Linked DNA regions of Homo sapiens: region 1 is linked to region 2. Evidence: read pairs that join two places in POLR2A ChIA-PET (ENCODE). Cell type or tissue: Panc1. All regions are shown on one strand. Each heading gives the region's core, and the rest is flanking DNA. Links, peaks and the distances in the headings are about the cores only.

The links. ChIA-PET counts read pairs that join two places held together with the same protein. Peaks named below come from ENCODE experiments on the same cell type or tissue, not always from the same donor. Only the 100,000 strongest peaks of a DNase experiment are listed, where the experiment ranks them.
Region 1: POLR2A ChIA-PET joins it to region 2 with 12 read pairs; 3 of 35 experiments call an interaction of 5 or more read pairs at or near these places.

The regions. Positions count from the first base shown.
Region 1 is chr12:63,935,157-63,947,189 of GRCh38, forward strand. All of the region lies in intron 1 of SRGAP1 (SLIT-ROBO Rho GTPase activating protein 1), which reads left to right. Among named protein-coding and RNA genes, the nearest start is that of SRGAP1, 96 kb to the left of the region's middle. In Panc1, for the core only: no CTCF peak of the experiment used is centred there; no DNase peak of the experiment used is centred there; H3K27ac peaks cover 1,984 bases.
Region 2 is chr12:63,856,765-63,868,797 of GRCh38, forward strand. The region is part of intron 1 of SRGAP1 (SLIT-ROBO Rho GTPase activating protein 1); the gene reads left to right. Among named protein-coding and RNA genes, the nearest start is that of SRGAP1, 18 kb to the left of the region's middle. In Panc1, for the core only: no CTCF peak of the experiment used is centred there; a DNase peak (open chromatin) is centred at 5,597; H3K4me3 peaks cover 1,164 bases; H3K27ac peaks cover 7,246 bases.

The DNA of each region.
Region 1 (12,033 bases), core at 2,498-10,497, 79 kb after region 2:
ATGTTCAAAAAGTAAATGTTTTTTTAAATAAAAATGAGCCCATGAAGTCATATGGAGAGTCTGAGCAATGGAATATTTATCATGGGCTTTATGCCTCGTGGAATTGTGCCTTAATTTAAGAAAACTCTGTTGGCAAAACCTGAGACCGAAAAGCAGATAAATTAGTCGAAGACCATTTATTTTATTATAATATTTATGCTCTATTTTTTTCAAATAACCACTTACTCCAACACTTTGAAAATGTGACTTGGTTGTATAGAAACACTGATTTACACAAAAGTTTTGGTGAATTTATCTTTTATGAAGTGAATTTTCTGAGAATCATATGTTCTAAAATTATATTTAATCTACATAGTTTGGTATCATGTCTTTAAGCAGTAGAATGGCTTCAATTATAAGTATAAATGAAATTGCTAAATATCAAGGAAATGACACAATACTTTCTGGTCCAAAAATAACACTTACAGAAAACAGTATATCACTAGGTATTTTATTGCCAGAAAGTTTAATAAGCTTTCTTATAAGTATTGGTAAAAAGGAATATCTGAAAAATTATTGGCTGTGTTTTATGATGTTGTTATATTAACCTCTTCCTAATCCTCCAAAGAAATAGAGCAGATTAAAGTTTCTTTGTGTGATCTACAGAAATATGAAGCAGCAAGTGTCTTGAGATCCTGTAACTGTTATGAAAAATTGGAAAGAAACATGGAGAATTCCAGCTCTTAGTGAGTTTAAATTTTAGCTGGGAAATCCAGGAACATTTATACCCAAAAAAGAGACTCTTCTTTCATACATCAACAGTCACAAACAGAAAAAAGGGAAAAAGGTGGAAGATAATATTCCAAAAGTTTAATAGTGGTTATCTCCTCTGATGAGAGTAGGAGTAACTTTTATTTTCTTAATATATTTCTGAATTTTCTTAAATGAATATTTATTACTAGTGTTATAATAACAGTTATTTTTTTAAAAAGAGACTGCCCAACAGTGTGCAGGACGTACCAAATGAGAAGTAAGTACAATAAGAGATACACGAATCCAGAGGATTGGGCTTGGGTAGTGAGTATATGTAGAGGAACTGGGGCTCAAGCTGGAGCTTGAAGAGTAGATAATACCATAATAATGATGAGATTTCAAATTTATAGGTTATTACTGCATCAGAGACAAGTTGCCTCCCCAGTAAGCATATTCCCTTTCTATATTGGAAGAGCCCCAATTTTCTTCAGTTAGGATAGTTCCTTTCCAGTTATCAGAAATTGGCTTACAGTTGGATATGTAGCCCAGTTTTGGCCTATGGGACGGCAAGGGGACATGTGCTCAGGTGCTTCTGAGAATTTTTGTAGACACTAAGAGAGATGACCCTTCATTGTCTGTGGACTTTTTCTGGTCTCATATGACACCCGGAGCTGCTGCACAAGAGGAACCAGTAGACAAGTGTAGACAGTACAGTGAAGACATAGAGGGCACCAGAGTCATCAATACCATTGTTCAGCCAGCGTGTGTAGGTGAACTAGTTTCTTCCGTTTTACTTATAGGTTTGTAAGATAACTAATTTCCTTATTGTGTAAAGCCAGTTTGAATTGGGCCCAAAGTTCTCTCACTGATATATCAATTCTACAATTTGCTAACTTGTTCATATCCAAGATTGACTTTGATCTGAACAACAATTCTGCAAAGTTGGTAATATATAAATAATTATTCCCTATACTGATGATGAAACTGAAGTTAAAAGGATACCACTTGCCTAAGGACCCAAATCCAAATTTACCAATTCCAAATCTTTCTGTTTTCCCTCTGCTTTTTCAAATGAGAGAGCGCCATATCAGTGGAGAGATGTGGTACTTAATTCATCAGTTCTGGAGTGAATGCCTGTTCTATGCCCAGGTAACATTCTAGGAGCTAGGGATCCAAAGCAGAGGAGAGGGAAGAAAAGAAAAGCAGCAGAGAGTGAAAGTGTGCTCAGCATTTGGCACATGAATCTCATGTTGGGATCAGTGGATGTTGCACATTGGTTGGTCATGATAACTGCATCAAAAAATTAAGTTGGGATTAGATTGTAGAAACCTAAGAATTCCAGGCTAGAGTTAATTTCTCATTTAGTAGGAAAAACTGGGATGTTGCTGACAATGGCCCATAATCATACAGCACAAAAAGAGAGGCAGGTCTTTAAAAGTCCTTTCATCTTGGTGACAAGTTGTATATCTATATGTGTACCATTTTATATATAATCTACTATAGAACTTGAAATAAGGGAAAACCAGAAACCCCAAGAACATTTCTCTTTAGATGTGGATAATTTAGCATTATCCATACTGCAAATGAAATGTAGTAGTATTCTATGAATTACTTAGTTCAAATGTGACTTGTCTATGACATCTGGGCCCCATATGGTAGATTAATTAAAGCAGGGATGCTGAATTTGGATAGCTTGATATCCTCTTCAAAGACTGATCTCCCTTAGGACTAAGACAGGAAAATCCTGACGTTTTGATTTCTCTGTGTACAGGGACCTTTAGCGTGAGAACAATAAACGGCCTTTTGTAGCTTCTTAATGAGACATGTAGCATGTTATATTAACACCTAGGAGCTCGCCTTAAACTGCTGTCCCTCACTAATAACTAATAAAACGGGTGCACTCTAAATGCAAAGCCACAGCGCTTTCTTATTCTTTATTCTTTTTACCCACATCAGGAGTCTTTGTTTTTTCCTGGTATTGCGTGCCCCTTCACAGCATGTGGAAACAGCACACTGTGTCCAGAAGCGCCCCGTGGCACGGTTGGCCTGGAATCTCCAACATCTCCCCACACAGCAGCAGGCAGCCCTGGATGACCAGGTCAGCCAAAAAGTAAGTTGAGTGTTTTACACATTGGCACACTGTCTGTGTGGACTAAGCCATGTGTAACAGTCTCCGGAGAGGAACCCTCAGCGGTTTCTACTGAGATGAGCATCCAAAGCTGGTCATGTGGCCAGAGAAGAAAGGGCCCAGGGCAAGGGAGATGCACAGGAGAGTAGAGATGGAAGCTGCAGAGCCACACCAAAGGCCTGTTTTTATATTTCTGAGCCTGGTTTGGTGCCTCCTCTGCTTCTAAATGTAAATGCTTACATTTTAGCCAGTTCACATTTCACCTCTCCTTGAGTCCCATGAATTATGCAGGGATCTTTAGGAGCCCTTGTAGAGGTGGAAGAGCAGATGCCGCCCTGGTTCGGGGTGGAGTCTTCCAGGCTTGCCAGGGTGTCCGGTTGTGCTCGCCTGTCACCTGTTACTGCGGAGCCATGGTGGGTTTTTACTGGCTGGTTGCTTGTGTCCTGAAGTTTGAGAAAGACCCCTTACCTTAGCCCAAGCCAATCCCATCCTTACGGAAAGTGAACAGAAAAGAATAGTTGATTGCCTTCCCTGTTCCTCTCTTTTCTTCCTTTCTAGGCAATATTGTCCAAATAACAATGATGCCTTGTGTGGTTAAACAGCTGGAAGGTGGTATAGATTATCATGCTATTTGCACACATATGGAAATAGAGTGAAGCAATAACTTTTACCATGTTAGCACCTTCTACTACTGTTTGTGAAATCTCTTCAGAAATGTTTTTAGGTTTTTTTTTTTTTCCAGCCTGAAATTCCTTTAAGTTGAATGAAAATTGACCTTAAAGGCATATGGTTTGCTAATATACTTTTCAATTTAATCTGAGCAAATTGTGATATACTTTTTTGATATGAAAATCTGGGCTGGGTGTAGTGACTCATACCTGTAATCACAGCATTTCAAGAGGCTGAGGTGGGAAAATGGCTTGAGCCCAGGAGTTCAAGACCAGCCTGGACAACATGGTGAGATCCCATCTCTACAAAAAAATACAAAAATTAGCCAGGTGTGATGGCTTTGCCTGTAGTCCCAGCTACTCAGCAGGCTGAGGCAAGAGGACCACTTGAGTCCAGGAGATCAAGGCTGCAGTGAGCTGTGATCACACCACTGCACACTAGATCCACCATGGGCCACAGAGCAAGACCTTGTCTAGAAAACAAAAAATTCTGCACTGAGTGGTCAATTAGTATACCAATTCTTACTTAGGAGGAAGTATATTCTGAGAAGATAAGTATAAGAGCACCAATCCCAAGACAGATCTCAGACTCTTAACGGGAGGATGTAAAGTAGAGGAGTAATACTCAACCTCCCTCCTCAGCAAGTTCCAGTGAGACTATATGAACAAAGAAAATATTTCAAGTTCCTTGGAATGGCAAGTGTCCTATAAGATATTTGCAATATACTGTTTTTGCTTCAGAAAGGCGTAAGGGAACTTGCAAGGATTCATAAAATACAAAAGAACAAAAATATTAAATGGAAGACCCGAAAGAAAGGAGGAGAAAAAAAGGCATCCAGGGAAGCTAGAAAAGAGACCAAGATAAATGCACCCCATAGTGTTTGAAGTGCAGGTTAATGAGTGGGCCCCTGGCTTCCTGTGAAGTTTTTTCTTCCAGTGAAAAGGGAAACCTGGTCTGTTAAACACCAGGTTGTGAACAGCAACCAAGAAGTAAAAAACAAGTTGTTTCTCAGGAGAAGAAGAATTATTCCTAGTGTTAAGCTAGCATCTTCTCCCAAGGGTGCTCATACTTAGAAAATCTCTAATTAGGATAAACACCTGACATGACCCTGGAAGGTGGCTCCATGGCTCCAAACCTTTATTCCCTTCTGTGAAATGGAGAGATTGAACCTAAAGATCTGTAAAGTCTCTGCAACTCTCAAGTCCAGTGAGTGTGTTGTCTTCACTCCTAACCATTTTCTCTTGTAGAAATGAAACAATCTTTCTATCTCTCTTTTCTTTTCTTTTTTTTTTGAGACAGAGTCTCTCTCTCTGTCGCCCAGGCTGGAATGCAGTGGCGCAATCTCGGCTCACTACAACCTCTACCTCCCGGGTTCAAGCGATTCTCCTGCCTCAGCCTCCCAAGTAGCTGAGATTACAGGCACCTCCCACCATGCCTGGCTAATTTTTGTATTTTTAGTAGAGATGGGGTTTCACCATGTTGGCCAGGCTGGTCTCGAACTCCTGAGCTCAAGTGATCCACACGCCTCGCCCTCCCAAAGTGCTGGTATTACAGGCGTGACCCATGGCACCTGGCCTCTGTCTCCCATTTCTTACTACTGAATTTCTTCTCTCCTTCCATCCCCCACTCCATCCTGCCTTTTTCTTTTTCTGTGGCCCAGCCTGATATTATGTCAAATGCCTCTTTCTCATACAACTGCTTATCTTTTCCCCTACTTAAAAAAAAAAAAAAAAAGGCTGAGCAGAATAGCTATGATCAAGGAGTGTTTGTGTCAGGGGAGGAAGGGGATGGGCCATGTGTTAAGGGGGTGGGGGTTTGCTGTCTGGAATTGAGGTCAGCCAGGAAATAGGAAGCAGTTTTTATACTTCCTTCATTTGCAGGATAGTTGAGGATTCTGCCTGAAAGCTGGGCTCTTTGTTTAAAATATAGGCCACAAGGAGAACTGTCTGTGGTTGTGCCACTGAATGGCTAATTGTTCTTAATTGTATTCTGTGTTCAGCAGACCTCTAACTATCAGCTTAAAAACAGTATTTAGGGAAATTGTTTGTGCCTCCGTTTGTTTCTTACATTCCAGGGTTATCATCGTTGGAGGCAACATGCCTCAGAGTGTGACCAGAAAGGCTCACAAGGGCACCTGCCTCAGGCAGCATGTGGCATCTCCTATGAATTATGCATCATCGGCATATGGACAGTGGAGGCCGCCTAAAAACAACTAGCCGCTTATCATTGCCACAGTTGTACATTACCTTCCCGCGGCCTGATAAAGGCAGTTTTACTCTAGATGAGAGCTGGGATTGTTTCTTCTGGGTGTTCTCTAGAGACCGAGTGTCAGAAACTTAATGGCTTCTGAATGGAAGTGATGTTTGGCATCGTTTAGTGTTGCTGGTCTATGAAAAATACATTCATTGTGGTAAATAAGATATTTAAGGTAACATTAATCCCTGATAAATATATATTAAATTAGTCTTTAATATATATTTAATATATATTAATTAGCTTTCTTTACCCCAAAAACCTTTCTCTCCTACTGTTTGCGCTTTTGCAGTTTGGTACAACTGCCAAGATTAACTGTAATCCCTTGTCCTTCTGTTTGAATAAAAAAAGGAATGGCTGTTAGGTCTTGTCATCATGCCAAAAAATGAACTAATTATCTTCTTCTAACTGGAGACCTGGATGATAGGATGGGTTTTTTTATGGTTAAAAAATACCAATCAGGTCCATTGAATTTGACATCAGCTCAACTAGTAATGTATCTCGAGAATGTCTGTGATCCGTTTGATCTGCAGTTAATACAATATGCTGCATACATAAGAGGTGAAGCTCATGGTTTTCTCTAAAATTGTAACTGGGATTTTATTTTAGAAGTTCACTTGGGTTTCACCAAAGCTGTCTCTTAACAGTAAAATGTGTGAACATTTTTTGAAAAATCCTCAATGTAGCCAAGTGTTTTGAAAAAGGACTTACAGCTCCTCCTCCTAACATGCCAGTTAGAAAAAAAAAAAAAAAGGACTTGATCCTTTGAGTGGAAAGCCTTTTCTAACATATTTCTAGCATTTCCTTGACTGATATATTACATTTTGTGGGAAATAATTTAACCTTGTTCTCTGGTACAATGATGCCAACGAGCCTGGATTCTGTTGAATAGAATGACCCCACCTGGCTGTGATATTTTTAGTTTTTCTGTCTGCTTTTCTTAGGATATGTATTATCACATTATCCCTCCTTGGGATCATGTGGTTTGGAAATCAGAAGTTCCAAACCTGGAAATCACAGGTTTGGAAATCAGATCCTGAGTGTATTAGAATTCTGTTTAAAACAAGAGGAAGTGTGTGCTAGTAATGATCTGAGGGGAACTCCTTTGAAGGAAGAACCTAACATTCTGTGCTTTTATGATCCCTCTATCAATTCTGTAAAACTCTCCCCCTCTCAACACCCTCTATTTGTACTAAAGAATGAGGATATAAAGGTAGTCTTGTTGAAAAATTTCTCTATGGGCATCATTGTAATTCTAGCAGTCCTCAACATGGTCATTTATACTCTAAGAAAAATACTTTATTGTAGTTCTTTAATTAAACAGAAAGTACCTACTTGAGAATAACTATACACAGTAATACTTATAGCTAGATTTTCTATGTAATTAAATTAGCCATATACATTTAATGACATATACAATATGTCTAAGTGAATGATATAATTGTGAATTAAAATATGTTTATTACCCTTTATTGCAACCCATCTTAAATTATTTGGAAGATTTGGTACACTTTGTTAGGTAGGATGACATTCTTTTTTCTTGTTCATTGCTTCAGATTTCTGCTGATATGCTGTTGTTCTCTTTCAGTCCCAGCTGGGCCCAGGGATTCTGTGGGGTGCCTCCACCGGTCTAGATCTTCAGAAGAGTTTTTTCCACTTTATGATCAGTGTTGTAGTTGTTCAGCAAACATAATGAACCATTATTACCATCACAGACACTTGCCACTTAGTGAGTCCACTTTGCTTCTGCTGCTTTTTTCTTTCTTCTCTGAGCCTGGCCTCTTTCCTGTCCTCTATCCTACTCCTGCCTTCCATCCGTTTCTTCTCCCAGTGCCGTCTCCCAGCGCAGACGCTTTCTTTTGTTTAGCAATAACAATAACAATTTGTTATCGTTCTTAGCACAATGCTTAACATTAAAAGTGCTCACTAAATATATAGATAGGTTTTTTAAAAATAAATGAATACATCTAAAAATTACTTTAGCCAATTTTCAATAGAAGCATTAAAATGAGAAAAGGGGCTCTTCAGAGTAATAGGTACCAGGAAATCTAAGCTAAGTCTGGTTACTACAAATTAATCCCAAGTTCGTATGTTTCTCGAAAGTTTCAGAAAGGGAAGCTCAGTGAGTTGTACGTCACTTATTATCTGGTGGAGGGAAGTATGCCACTGTACCAGGAGAAACAGTATTTTTTTTTCTTAGTACATATTTCTGTATTAATGGTCATTCAAGGAACAAAATATTGACAGTCTCTTCATAGTAATTTTATAATAAGCTGCAGACATTTTTTCTCAGTTAAAAAATATAATGAGCATCTAATATGTGCAAGGCCCTGTGCCAGGAGCTGATCATACAATGGAGAATAGGAAATTTATGGTTTCTACCATCAAAGAGAAATCTTTTTATATCCCACAGAGTTAGTTAATAGTAACAATAACATTCATTGAGCTCTTAGCTATGCCAGGCCCCCATCCAAGTGTATATAGGCATTAGCATGTTAATTCCTATAAACCTTACTGGTACTGTTAATTATTCTACTTTTTACACTTAAAGAAATTGAGGCAAAGGGAAGTTAAATAATTTTTCCAAGGTTACATAGCTTGTAAGTGGTAAGAAATTTGAACCCAAGTAAGGCTGACTGGCTCTTGGGTACAGGCTTTTAACAACTATTCTATGTTTTTTTTCTAGGGGTATAAGAAAATGAAGAGGAGTAAGTTTTTGAGGGTTGGAGGTGGGCAAAGGTGATTGGTTTGCAATATGTTAAATTTGAGTTGCCTGAAGGCATCAAGAATGGAGATATGCAGTGGGCCATGGGGTATACAGATCTGCAGTTGGGCAGAGAGATCTGGGCCAACCAACATTTAGGTGATTTTTTTAGGCATCAGCAGTACATGGCTGGAATATGAAACCATAGGGAGAAAGCCTATGAAAGGTATGAGATGAATATATTTTTAAAATCTACCTTCAGAAAATCCAAGAATGTATATTAAATTATAATTCAGGAAAAATACCACTACAGAGAGTTCACATAATGTAGATAAAGATATGTAGCCCTTTGGCAGTTGGATGTATATGTACATGTTAGGTCCTGCGGTTGAGCTCAGCTGGTAAGGAGGAATGGGTAGCAAGCATTTGTCTCATTTGGTAATGGCCAGCCATGTATTGGGGGCACATTGCCTCAGATTCTCATAACTCTTTTCGGGAAGGTGCTGTCATCCTCATTTTATAATTGAGGAAACTGAGGCCCAGAAGATTAAGTAATTTGTCATGTGTCAAGGTTGCACAATAGTAAGTGGCAAAGCTTGGGTTTTGTCTTAGTCAGTTTGGGCTGCTATGACAAACTACCATAGATTGAAGGGCTTGTAAACAACAGAAATTTATATCTCACCGTTCTGGAGGCTGGGAAGTCCAAGATCAAGGCAGATTCAATGTCTACTAAGGGCCCACTTTCTGGTCATCTTCTCAACCTTGCATGGCAGAAGGGGTGAGGGAGCTCCCTGGGGCACTAATGCCCTCATGACCCAATCACCTACCAAAGGCCCAACCTCCAAATATTATCACATTGGGCATTAAGATTTAACCTGTAGATTTGGAGGGGGACACACATTCATTCAGTCTCTATCAGCTTTAGAGCCAGGGCTTTTGACTGCCCTTTGTTTCTACCCCTCCTGCACAGTTGGGCCACCGGAACAGTAGTAGATGTGAAAGCTTCTGCTATGTAAACAGGTTTGCTCCACTCACAAACATGCCACTGGACATACAGCTGAGGCCCAAGGTTGCCTTTGATAGTGCAGAGAAGAAATAACCCAGTCGGAAAAGTATTCCATCACTCCCATAAAAGCTCCCTAGAACAGCTTTGGTAAGGGAAGGTTCACTTTGTAGCCAGACAGGAACCCAGGTGCATGCTGCACAGTGAGGCACAAAGTGCCCTGCTAGCTCCTTCACCCTTGGACTGCTGTCACCCCACCCGGGCAGCAAGCACCGCTTCCTAGGTAGGCTGCTCTGCCTCCCACCCTCTCTGACTGTGCAGTGACATGGATGGGAGCCACTGATCCACTTCTCATGAAATCCAATTATTCAGGCAGAAAAGATGACTTCCTGGCAGAGCCCACAGGAAGCGTCCCCCAAGCCCCAGGAAACAAAACAAATACAGCTCTTCCTATCATTTTGACATCCTCTTTCTGCCCACCCCTCCCCAACAAGACAGACAGCAGAAATCTGGACTCAGCACTTTTACTTTTAACTCTTTCTTGCCATTAATGTTAATGAATGGTTCTTCTCAGGGCCAAAGGCTTCTGTCTTTCTCCCTTCCTCTTTTGTCTTTCTGTTTGTTTTTTTTTTTTAAATACTTTAAGTTTTGGGATACATGTGCAGAACGCGCAGGTTTGTTACATAGGTATACACATGCCATAATGGTTTGCTGCACCCATCAACCCGTCATCTATGTTAGGTATTTCTCCTAACGCTATCCCTCCCCCAGCCCCCTACCCCTCAACAGGCCCTGGTGTGTGATGTTCCCCTCCCTGTGTCCATGTGTTCTCTTTGTTCAACTCCCACTTTATTTAGGTACATTCCTAACAGCCATCTTTTCCCCAGTACTCTTACTGCTCCACATCTTGGAGAACTTATCTTGTGGATTCCACAACTTCAAGGTGTTCTTAACCCCATTGTTAGTTTAGGGATGTCTAAATGTTGTAGGATACTGTCACTGTTGTACATACACACTTATTTTGATGGGTTTGGTTGTTACTATCCAAGGCTTGAATTAATCCCACAGGGGAGCTCTGGAACTGAGATGGCCCCAGCAAGGGAGCAGAATCTTGGGTGAAGTGGCTCTCTTTAGCCAAGGTCCATTACTGGGGAGGGACTCAGGTATGAGCCATTCACAGCCAAACTCTTGGCAGCTAGAAGACTGAGTACTTCAGTCCCAGCACTTCAGTCTCAGAGCAGTGATCTGGGCAGGACTGCAGCATCCTCTGCAACACCTTTCTACCTAGTTCACCCACACATACCTTCCTATCTGGTTCACCCACACATACCTTCCTACCTGGTTCACCCACACATACCTTCCTACCTGGTTCACCCACACATACCTTTATCTTTTCAGGATCTTCAGCTGTTTCTTGCAGAAATCACCTTGACAATATTCAGCTTATTCAACTGAAAATATCTCCTCAGTGTTCTTTTTCTCTACACTGCATTATGAAATGGAGGTCTTTGTAATGAACAAGAAACAAGCCAACAAAATAATGGGGAAGATCTGGTTTTTGTATTCTCCTTTATGTTACCATTGTCACCATCCTAATTTTGGCCTTAATTATATCTATTTGGATTTATGAATGGCTTCTTTTTTTTTCTTTTTTTTTTTTTACAGTTTTATGCAGGCATAATTGACCATAAACTTCATATATTTAAAGTGTACAATTTGATGAGTTTTGACATATGTACGAAACCACTAAGATAGTGAACATTTCTATTACCACCACTCCTAAATTTTATCATGCCCCTTTGTAATCCTTCTTTCTGTCCCTCCCAGCCCCATTGTCCCCAGGCAACCACTGACCTGCTTTCTCTTGCTGGTTAGTTTGTATTTTCTTTTGTATTCTTTTTTTTTTTTTTTTGAGACAGAGTCTCACTCTCTCTCTCGCCCACGCTGGAGTGCAGTGGTGGGATCTTGGCTCACTGAATCCTCTGCCTGCTGGGTTCAAGCAATTCTTCTGCCTCAGCCTCCCAGGTAGCTGGGACCACAGGCATGCACCACCATGCCCGGCTAATTTTTTCTATTTTTAGTAGAGACGGGGTTTCTCCATGCTGGCTAGGCTAGTCTCGAACTCCTGAACTCGTGATCCACCTGCCTTGGCCTCCCAAAGTTCTGGGATTACAGGCATGAGCCATTATGCCCGGCTTAGTTTGTATTTTCTAGAATTTTATATAAATGGAATCATACAGTAAGTACTATTTTTTCAGGGGGACAGTCTTGCTTCTTTTACTTAGCAAAGATTTTTTTTTTAATTCACTCATATTGCTGTATATATAGTTTCTTTTTATTGTTAACGCATATTCCATTGTGATTGATAATCACAGATTGCTTTTCCATTGACTTAGTTGATGGACATTTCAATTGTTTTCATTTTTAACCACTACAAATAAAAGTGCTATGCACATTTGTGTACAAGTCATTATGTGGATATCCTCTTTAATTTCTCTTAGGTACTTAGGAGTAGAATAGCCAGATCACATGGTAGGTCTATAT
Region 2 (12,033 bases), core at 1,468-9,467:
TTCTGATCTTGCTCCTTTCTCTTCCAAGTAAATTTTAGAATTAGTTGGCCTTCCATTGAAAACACATTGGCATTTTGATTGGAATTGCGTGAAATTATAAATCAGTTAGGGAAGAATTGGCATCTATATATTAGTTCTTCCTACCTGTGAATATGAGTATTCCTCCATTTATTTAGTTGTTTTAAAATATCTTTGTGTAAAGTTTTATGCTTTTGATATTTTTGTTTAGATTTATATCAGGATGCTATTTTTATGACTAATGTTCATGAGATCTCTTTCAAGAGTGTTTTCTACTTTCTATTATGCAGAAATGCAATTTACTGCTTTTTTTTTTTTTGAGATGGAGTTTCGCTTACCCAGGCTGGAGTGCACTGGCGTGATCTCGGCCCACTGCAACCTCCGCCTCCTGGGTTCAAGCGATTCTCTTGCCTCAGCCTCCCAAGTAGCTAAGATTACAGGCATGCTCCACCACGCCCAGCTAATTTTGTATTTTTAGTAGAGATGGGATTTCTCCATGTTGGCCAGGCTGGTCTCGAACTCCCGACCTCAGATGATTCACCCACCTTGGCCTCCCAAAGTGCTGGGATTACAGGTGTGAGCCACCACACCTGGTCTGCAATTTACTTTTTTTTTTTGAGACGAAGTCTTGCTCTGTCACCCAGGCTGGAGTGCAGTGGCATGGTCTCGGCTCACTGCAACCTCCGCCTCCCATGTTTAAGCAATTCTCCTGCCTCAGCCTCCAAAGTAGCTGGTATTACAGGTGTGCACCACCATACCTGGCAACTTTTTTTGTATTTTTAGTAAAGACAGGGTTTCACCATGTTGGCCAGGCTGATCTCAAACTCCAGACATCAAGTGATCCACCCGCCTTGGCCTCCCAAAGTGCTGGGATTACAGGCATGAGCCACCGTGCCTGGCTGCAGTTTACTTTTACATAGCCACTTTGCTAGTCTGCTATTTCAAAGAATTTTTTCCCTTGTTTGGTAAAAAAAACACTCATTATTTATAAATAAAGATGATTTTATTTTCTCATTTATAAGCCCTATGGATTTATTTTTCTTATATTTTTGCCCTAGGCAGAATTTCCAGTACAAAATTAGTGAAAGTGCCAACCTTGGCATTCTTGTTTTCCATTGAGAAAGGAATGCTTTCAGGCCCCTCCTCCCTTGAAGAATGATGGTTGTTTTCAGTTTATTATAGATACTCTTTAATAGGTAAAGTGCAAATCTTTTGTATTCTTTGCTTACTTGAAGTTTTAATCATTAATAGGTGGTTGAATGTTACCTTCTTTTTCTTTTTGAATCTGTTGATATTATGTTTTTTCTTCTTTACTCTGTTAATGTGATGAGTAATATTTATAGATTTCCTAATATTTAACCTTCTTTGCATTAAGGCTATCTTCGTTGTATTTTGTGTGTGGTGTGTGTGTGTGTGTGTGTGTCTGTCTGTCTGTATACACCGTTGGATTCAGTTTGCTAATATCTAGTATTTTTGTCTTTAAATTCTTGGGAAAAAAACAGACCTATGATTTTACTTTTTAATAATGTCGCTGTCTATGTTTTTTTTTTGGAGGGGAGGGTGGGGAGATGGGGCTTCACTTTGCTGCCCAGGCTGGTCTTGAATTCCTGGACTCAGAGAATTCCTGGGCTCAAACAATCCTCCTGCCTCGGCCTTTCAAAGTGCTGGGATTACAGGCATAGAGCCATCAAGCCTGACCACGAATCTGTTATACTAGCCTCACAGCGTGAGTGAGGCTATTTTGTGGAAGATTTTGAAACTTTGAAATATTTCTTTCATTGAGAGTTCAGTAGAACTGTTTATCTGAGTCTAATTAGTTTCCTTGTATGAATAATTTTTAAACTGCTAATCAGTAGTTAATCATTTTATTAGTTACAGGATTATTTGTGCTGTGTATTTCTTCTCATGTCAGTTTTGATAAATTATACTTTTCTTTTTTTGAGATGGAGTTTCGCTCTTGTTGCCAGGCTGGAGTGCAATGGCGCAATCTGCTCACTACAACCTCTGCCTCCTGGGTTCAAGCGATTCTCCTGCCTCAACCTCCCAAGTAGCTGGGTTTACGGGTGCGTGCCACCATGCCCAGCTAATTTTTGTATTTTTAGTAGAGACAGGGTTTTGCCATGTTGGCCTGGCTGGTCTGGAACTCCTGACCTCAGGTGATCCACCCGCCTCGGCCTCCCAAAGTGCTGGGATTACAGGCGTGAGCCACTGTGCCTGGCCGATAAATTATATTTTTCTAGAAATGTATTCATTCTGTATAAGATTTAAAATGTATTGAAATAATACTGATGATAGTATTCTCTTATTTTAAAAACATAGGCTGATCTGTAATGAATTAAAAATATATTATTTAAAAATATTTATTTTTGCCTTTTCTTGCTGAATCTTAAAGTAGTTTGTCTTTTTTGAGACGAGGTCTTACTCTGTCATCCAGGCTGGCATTCAGTGGCTCATTGCAACCGCCACCTCCCAGTTCAAGTGATTTTGGTGCCTCAGCCTCCCAAGTAGCTGGGATTACAGGTATGCACCACCATGCCTGGCTCCTGGCTAATTTTTGTATAATTAGTAGAGATGGGGTTTCACCATGTTGAACAGGCTGGTCTTGAACTCGTGGCCTCAAATGATACACTCGCCTCAGCCTCCTAAAGTGCTGGGATTACAGGTGTGAACCTCTGCACCTGGCTAGTTTATCTGTTTCTGTTGGTTTTTCTTCTCTGTTTTGTGAATTTCTGCTCTTATCTTTACTATCATCGTTTTCATTTTCATTGAATTTATTGTTCTTTACCTATTTTCTTAAGTTGAACACATAGCTCATTCTTTTTTATCCTTATTTTCTAATATAAGCACTTAAGATAATACAGTTATTTTCTATAATATAAACGCTATTACTAATATAAGTATTTAGAATGTAAGCATCTTTTAAAATGTAACACTTCTAACATAAACACCTTTTCCTCTTTTTAACATCAGCATGAAATGGAATACAATTCCTTTTCTAATATAATCATTCTTTCTAATATGACTGTTTCTTCTAATGTAAGCGTTAACCCTAAGAAAGGCATCTTTTCTTCCCTAATAAATATTCATGATAATTTTCCTTAAACTACTACCTTTGCTGCATCTCACTAGTTTTGATATGTAAAGAATTAAGTTCTAAAAATGTTTTAATTTTCATAATAATTTCTTCTTTGACTCATGAGGTGTGTGTGTGTAAATATATGGTATTTCCTTTTATTTTTCTGGGATGGGGTCTAACTGTGCTGCCCAGGCTAAAGTGCAGTGGCGTGATCTTGGTTCACTGCAACCTCTGCCTCCTGGGCTCAAGCAGTCCTCCCACCTCAGCCTCCTGAGTAGGTCGCTGGGACCACAAGCATGCACCACCACACCTGGCTAATTTTTTGTATTTTTGGTAGAGACAGGGTTTCACCATGTTGCTCAGGCTTGTCTCAAACTCCTGAGCTCAAGCAATTTGCCTGCCTTGGACTCCCAAAGTGCTGGGATTACAGGTGTGAGCCACCATGCCCAGCCTGGTATTTACATTTTTTAAACAGATACATAAGACTATTTTATTTTTTCCTTTTAATATAATTACATTATGAACTGAGAGTAATAGTGTTTGAAATTAGTTGGAGGTTGTTTCCCCTTTTTCTGTTTTCTGCAGGAGTTCATGTTAGATTGGAATTATCTGACTCTTAAATGTTTAGTAGAACTCATCTGCAAAGTCATCTGGGTCTCACATTTTCATCAAGGAGAAAAAAATCTCATTGTGTTCAAATTTTCTGATTAACTGACATAAAATTGTTTACAGCATCCTTTTATCGTCTTAATCTCTGCATTATTTTCAATTAGGCCTCTTTTCTGTTAATAACAAATGTCTGTGTATATATTCTCTCTTTTTTCATTGATTGACTTGCCAGAAGTATGTTTATTAGTCTTTTCAAAGAACTAGGTTTTTGCTTTATTGATTTACTGTATTGTATTTTCTGTTTCATTAGTTTATCCTATTATACTCTTCCTTTTTCTTCATTTCTCTCTTTCTTGCCCTCTTTTTTTTTTTTAAAGAGAAAGGGTCTCGCTTTGTTGCCCAGACTGGAGTGCAGTGCTTTTCACAGGTGTAATCATTGTGCATTATAGCCTGGAACTCCTGGGCTCAAGTAATGCTCTCACTTCAGCCTCTTGAGTAACTGGGAGTGCAGGCGCAGACCGCCAAGCCTGGCCCTTTTACTTTTCTCATGGGTCTTTATTTGCTGAACCTTTTTAAGGTTTGTATTTATTTTCTCAGTTATTATTTTTAAAGTTTTTTATTTAATTTCTCAGTTATTATTTTTCTTTTCTGATATAAAAATAAAAGGTTGTAAAATTTCCTCTAAGTACTGCTTTACCTGCATTCTGTAATTTTTTTTTTTTTTTAATAGAGACAGGGATTCACTATGTTACCAAGGCTGGTCTTGAACTCCTGAGCTCAAGCAATCTGCCCAGCTTAGCCTCACAAAGGGATGGTAGGCATATATATATATATATTTTTTTTTTTTTTTGAGGCAAAGTCTTGCTCTGTTGCCCAGGCTGGAGTGCAGTGGCACATTCTCAGCTTACTGCAACCTCCGCCTCCCAGGATCAAGCGATTCTCATACCTCAACCTCTGGAGTAGCTAGGATTATAGGCACCCACCACCATACCCACCAATTTTAGTATTTTCAGTAGAGACAGGGTTTCACCATGTTAGCCAGGCTGGCCTTGAACTCCTGACCTCAAGTGATCTGCCTGCCTCTGCCTCCCAAAGTGCTAGGAATACAGGCATGAACCACTGCACCCAGCCAGGCATAAATTTTTATATGTAGTGTTTTTATCTTTCAGCTCTGTGTATTTTCTAATTTCCATGATTATTATTTCTGTGACTCATGACCTGTTTAAAAATATGTTTTAGGCCAGGAGTGGTGGCTTATTCCGTAATCCCAACACTTTGGGAGGCTGAGATGGGTCAATTGCTTGAGTCCAGGAATTTGAAACCAGCCTGGGCAACATAGTGAGGCACTGTCTCTATAAAAAATTTAAAAATTGGCCTGGCGCAGTGGCTCACGCCTGTAATCCCAGCACTTTGGGAGGATGAGGTGGGTGGATCACCTGAGGTCAGGAGTTTGAGACCAGCCTGGCCGACATGGTAAACCCCGTCTCTGCTAATAACACAAAAATTAGCCAGGTGTGGTGGCGCATGCCTGTAATCCCAGCTACTCAGGAGGCTGAGGCAGGAGAACTGCTTGAACCCAGGAGGAGGAGGTTGCAGTGAGCCGAGATCACGCCACTGCATTCTAGTCTGGGCGATGAGTGAAACTCCATCTCAAAAAAAATTTATACACACACACCTCATGAGTCAAAGAAGAAATTATTATGAAAATTAAAACATTTTTAGAACTTAATTCTTTACATATCAAAACTAGTGAGATGCAGCAAAGGTAGTAGTTTAAGGAAAATTATCCCTTGTGATTCTTTCCTACTCCAAGGCTGGCTGTGGAGACCTATGACACTAGGCCCTGCGGGGGAGGTGCCACCCTGCAGGCTTTTTGGTGTCACAGCCAACTTGGCACAAGACGAGCATTTACAAACATTCCAGCAGTTCTTAAAGCATTAGATGTCACAGTTACTGGACTGTCATTTCTGACTCCCTTCTCAGTTGGTCTGTGGAAGACATGGACTTTTGCCCTTGACTTTTATTATTCTGAAGGTGCGGCTTATGCAAACAGCTCCTTCTCACAGACCTCCAGCAACTAAGATAGAACAAAGGTGTCTGCTTATCTTAAGTCAGACCTTTTTCACTTCTGAAGATATCCAGATTTTAGTCTGGCTGTGAAATTAGCATGTTTTCACCAGTGGAATTCAGCTTTGGAACAGTATTTACCAAGGAGAAGGAGCAGGAAGACATCCGTTTGCTCATCTTGTTTTACATATGTAATGGCGCTGTGTATTTCTTTTGATGTCTTCTCAATGCCGTTCACAAAGTTTTCTTTGAAAGTGATGGCTTTATCCTTCTGCTCATATTGATTACCACAGTTCAAGTACCATTTAGTTGAATTATAATCCTCAAGCACCAGGGGAGATTCCAGAACTCAGTGAATGAGAGATTTGATCATTGCTGCAGGACTGAGTTCTGCCCATTCCCTGTTCTTAGAGGAGAGGTAGGGAAAAAGAGCACCTTTTTAGAAACTTGCACTAGAAAAGGCGAGGAATGTTTTCTTTGGCTGACCCCAGGGCTTGATTAATTTGCTCACCATTTCTTTGGCTGTGACAAGTTTTCACTTTTATTTACTTCATGACAGACAGTGGAGACATTGCTTGATAATGATGCGGCACAGAAAGCTGGTAGGTTTTGAGATTTAGAAAAGAAAATTTGTTAGTTTTTGTGTCTCTTAGAGAAGAGTTTTCTGAGTACAGTATTACAAAAAAGGAATGAATGCCTTTTCAAATGGTTGCTCTTTTCAAAAGGTTGCTCTTTTTTTTTCTTTTTTTTTTTTTTGAGACAGTGTCTTACCTTATCGCCCAGGCTGGAGTGCAGTGGCATGATCTGGGTTCACTGCAACCTCTGCCTCCTGGGTTCAAGCAATTTTCATACCTCAGCCTCCCAAGTAGCTCGGATGACAGGCATGTGCTGCCATGCCTGCCTAATTTTGTGTCTTTAGTAGAGATGGGGTTTCACCATGTTGGCCAGGCTGGTCTCGAACTCCTGGCCTTAAGTGATCTGCCTGCCTTGGCCTCTCAAAGTGCTGGGATTATAGGCGTGAGCCACCGCGCCCAGCCACAGTTGCTCCATTTTTAATTGAACTTCTGTTGCACTTGTATTGACAGTGTTTATGGGAACTCTCAAATGTGTCACCAAAAATCTATATTTGAAAGATTTCCAGACTATTGTTCTAGAGCTAAGTTTTAATTATACACATCTATCTGTATTGTTAAAATAAAAACTTTAAACAAATTAAATTTAACAGAGTTTAATTGAGCAAAGAACAATTTGTGAATTGGGCTGCCTCCCAAGCCAGAGTAATAAGCTCAGAGAGACTCCAGTGCAGCCACATGGTGGAAGATTTATGGACAGAAAAGGGAAAGTGATGTATAGAAAATGGAAGCGAGGTACAGAAACAGGTGGATTGGTTACAGCTCAGCATTTGCCTTATTTGAATACGGTTTGAACCCCCAGCCACCTTTAATTGGCCAAAATTTGGTCACTGGCACAAGAGGAGGTTTTAGTCTGTTTATATTTCCACTAAGGTTTCAGTTTACTATGTCCAGAGAAACCTTTAGGCTAAACTTAAAATATATGAGGAGGCAGCTTTAGGTTAAACTTAATTTAATAGTATTCTCCACATACCTAATCTATGAATAAGCATCTTCTTTGAAGACGGGAACTGTACTTCAGGTTCTTTTCTGTTTAGCATTTAATTCCAAGATTTCCTCCAGCAATCTTGGAATTACGTTGTGAAATAATGTACAGAAAGCCTTGTGCACTGTGAAACAGAATAAAAATTACTTTTATTATCATTGTGGTTATTCATCTTTTGGGTATTTCACAGTCTCATAATACCACGTCCCATTTTCAGATACCATATAACACTCTGAAATAAGCACACTCATGTAGATTAGTATACATCTCATGTAACCTAGTAGTTTATAGCATGGCCTCAGGAGTCAAACTGCTAGGGTCTAAATCTCCCAGCTCAGCTACTTTCTGGCAGTTTAACTATGGGCAAATTACTTAATCTCATTCTGCCTTACTTTCCTTGCCATTAAAATAGTGATAATGATAGTACCCATTTCAGAGCATTGCTGAGACAAGTAGAGTGTTGAACTGTCTGTCACATAGAATGCTCAAAATATGTGAAAGTATTACCACTTTTATGAACTCTGGCCCTGAAAGCAATAATAATAAATGTTAGGTTGCAAAAGACTTAGTAGCCAAGAGGAGCCTAAGGAGTACATGGGGACTAAACATAATATGCTGTATAGATAGGATCCTGCGACAGGAAAAGAACATTAGGTAAAAACAAAGGAAATCCAAATAAAGGATGAACTTTAGTGAATTAGGAAAAATTGTTAGCCTGGGAAAATAAAACATCTGTGAAAAAAAAATTCCACTCATATAACTATATGGTTATATAAAAAAATAAACTTGTTGGCTAAAATAGAGATTGATAAGGCAGAAAATGGAAGTTCTCCCCTTTCCAAAGATAACTACTCTTAATGGTTCAGAGTATTACATTGGTGCAAAAGTGCAATTACTTTTGCACCATGAATTTTAAATCATTATTACTAGGCTGAAACACATTTTTATTAATCAAAATAGGAAGCATTATAACCAACACATTTTTGCCAATGAAAAATAAGTTTTTCTGAGTAAAAATCCGTAGGCAGGGCACGGTGGCTCACTCCTGTAATCCTAGCACTTTGGGAGGCTGAGGCGGGCAGATCACAGGGCAGATCACGTGAGGTCAGGAGTTCGAGACCAGCCCAGCCAACATGGCGAAACCCCGTCTCTACTAAAAATACAAAAATTAGCTGGGCATGGTGGTGGGTGCCTATAATCTTAGTTACTTGGGAGACTGAGGCAGGAGAATCGCTTGAACCCAGGAGGTGGAGGTTGCGGTGAGCCGAGATCCTGCCACTGTACTCCAGCCTGGGCGATAGAGCGAGATTCAGTCCCCACCCGCCGCTGCCAAAAAAAAAATCTGTGCTTTGTGATTCAACAAATTCTTGAAAAGCATTTTCTGCATCCTGCTGGTTGTGGAAGTGTTTTCCCTGCAAAAAGTCATTGAGATACTTGAAGAAGTGGCAGTCTGTTGGCGAGAGGTCAGGTGAATATGGTGGATGAAGCAAAACTTTGTAACCCAATTCCTTCAACTTTTGAAGCGTTGGTCGAGTGAAGTTCATTTGGCTATTGTCATGGAGAAGAATTGGGCCTTTCCTATTGACCAGTGCCGGCTGCAGGTGTTGCAGTTTTCGGTGCATCTCATCCATTTGCTGAGCATACTTCTCAGATGTAATGGGTTTGCTGGGATTCAGAAAGCTGTAGTGGATCAGACAAGCAGCAGATCACCACACAATGACCATGACCTTTTTTTGGTGCAAGTTTGGTTTTGGGAAGTGCTTTGGAGCTTCTCTCAGTCCAACCACTCAGCTCATCGTTGTCGGTTGTGGTATAAAATCCACTTTTCGTTGCATGTCAACATCCGATGGAGAAATAGTTTGTTGTTATTTTGCAGAGTAAGAGAAGACAACACTTCAAAATGACGTTTTTTTTATTTTTGCTCAGCTCATGAGGCACCCACTTATCAAGGCTTTTTAGCTTTCCAATATGCTTCAAATGCTGAATGACCATAGAATCGTCGATGTTGTTCTTCGACAACTTTTTGTGTAGTTGTAAGAGGATCAGCTTCGATGATTGCTCTCAACTGGTCATTGTCAACTTCCAGTGGCCAGCCACTATGCTTCTTATCTTCAAGGCTCTCATCTCCTTTGCAAAACTTCTTGAAACCACCACTGCACTGTATGTTCATAAGCAGTCCCTGGGCCAAATGTGTTGTTGATATTGTGAGTTGTCTCCACTGCTTTATGACCCATTTTTAACTTGAATATCACTCGAATCTGCTTTTTGTCTAACATCATTTCCATTGTCTAAAATAAATATAAAATAAAAAGCAAGTAATAAGTCATTAGCAAGAAAACATAAAGTGAGAAATATGCATTAAAATGATGTATAACATAACCACATTTATGTAAGAATGTGTATTCCAATATCAGACAGCAAATTTCAACAATGCAAAAACCATGATTACACTTGTACCAGTTGAATACATCCTTCCAATGGCAAAATTTGTATTTATTTATATTTATAATAGTTAATCTATTTATTTACTTATTGAACAAATGGGATCGTTTGTAGAATAGTTAATATAGACTTTTTTTTTTCTTTTTTTTTTTGCTCAACAATGTGTCATCTATACCAGTGCTACTCAAGCATAGTTCATAGACCAGTGCTGGTCAGCAATGCATTTGTTACCAGTCTCTGGGGAGATAAGGGAGGAGATAAGGTAAATCATAACATTTCTTTTTTTTTTTTTTGAGACAGGCTCTCACTCTGTCACCCAGGCTAGAGTGCAGTGGCACGCTCATGGCTCACTGCAGCCTCAATCTCCTGGACTCAACTGATCCTCCCACCTCAGCCTTCTGAGTAGCTGGGACTACAGGCGTTCATCACTATTCCCAGCTAATTTTTTTATTTCGCCGTGTTGCCCACGGTGGTCTCGAACTCCTGGACTTAAGTGATCCTCTTACCTTGGCCTTCCAAAGTTCTGGGATTACAAGTGTGAGCCACCACTCCTGGCCTTGGCACTGCTTTCTTTATTCAGAAAATCTTGCTACGAAACTAAACAGTGGTTAGTGATGTGAAGCTTTAGATTCTGGCCTAAGCCTCTTATCTCATTGTGGATCTGAAATGAACAGTTTGCTGACCTTCATCTGAGTAGTGCTGGTCTGCACCATGCCATATAAACATATAAAGAGCTGTGTTATCTCTTTAGGAGTTATTGATATTACTTGTTTTTCTTTTTGATTTAGAAACAAGATTGTCTTTCAAATGGAATAGTGGTGGCATTTACCAATAGCCACCTCTGTACTTTTATCTGCATCAGTTTCAGTGATTGAACTTCATTTAAAGAGTCAACACAGTATAGAGGTTGAGACCTTGGATAAAGCCAATTCAAATTATGGCTACTCTGGAACCTCAATTTTTTAATCTGAAAAATTGATATGATGAATCAATCTTATAAGATGAATCTATCTTATAAGATTATTATGAGGATTAATGATTAAATGAGATCATACCTTCAAAGAGCTTAACACGTTTTTTTGTCATGTAGTAAGGGCTCAATAACAATGAGTTGCTATCATAATATTATTTACTACTACCAGAAGCTATGGTCTTAATTAGTGACATTTAAAAAAAAATAATTTAAAACTCACTCATTTCCAAATAAGTTGAAATTACTTAACAGATTAAAATCTTGCAAAGCAAACACTAAAAAAAATGTGGATGTTAATGGTGCTTTAGAAAAGCAGGGAGATATTTATCACCAGAAGCTATGCTTTGCCCAATGTTAAAAAGTATTGTGTTGTTAGACTTCCTATAACATTTGGCTACAAAGAGACATTTTGTTACAATTTCTTACATCATCATTAAGAGAATCTCAAGGGCTGATAAATTCTATTTCCATATATATATATATATATATATTTTTTTTTTTTTTTTTTTTTTGTTTTTTTTTTTTTGTTTTTTGAGATAGAGTTTCACTCTGTTGCTCAGGCTGGAGTGCACTGGCACGATCTCGGCTCACTGCAACCTCCGCCTCCTGGGTTCAAGCCATTCTCCTGCCTCAGCCTCCCAAGCAGCTGGGATTACAGGTGTGCACCACCACACCCAGCTAATTTTTTGTATTTTTAGTAGAGATGGGGTCTCACCAGGTTGGCCAGCCTGGTGTCAAACTCCTGACTTCAGGTGATCCGCCCGCCTCAGCCTCCCAAAGTGTTGGGCTTACAGGCGTGAGCCACCGCGCCTGGCTGTCTATATATTTTTACAGGGTTTTGTTATGTTGCCTAGGCTAGAGTGCAGTGGCATAATCTCAGCTCACTGCAGTCTTGACTTTCTGGGCTCAGGTGATCCTCCCACCTCAGCCTCCGAAGTAGCTGAGCGCACCAGCAAACCTGGCTAATTTTTTGTAGAGATGGACGGGGTTTTGCTATGTTGCCCAGGCTGGCCTTGAACTCCTGGGCTCAAGCGATATGCCAGCCTTGGCCTCCAGAAGTGCTAGGAGTACAGCCATGAGCCACTGCGCCTGGCCTGAATTCTATTTTCTATGTGCAATGGGGGAGTCCTATTTTAATAGGGGGAGAGATAATATTTTTATAAGGAGACCACTCTCATCATAAGATCTGCAAGTGTCTCCTTAACTTTTAAGTGCTATCAATAGTTCTAAA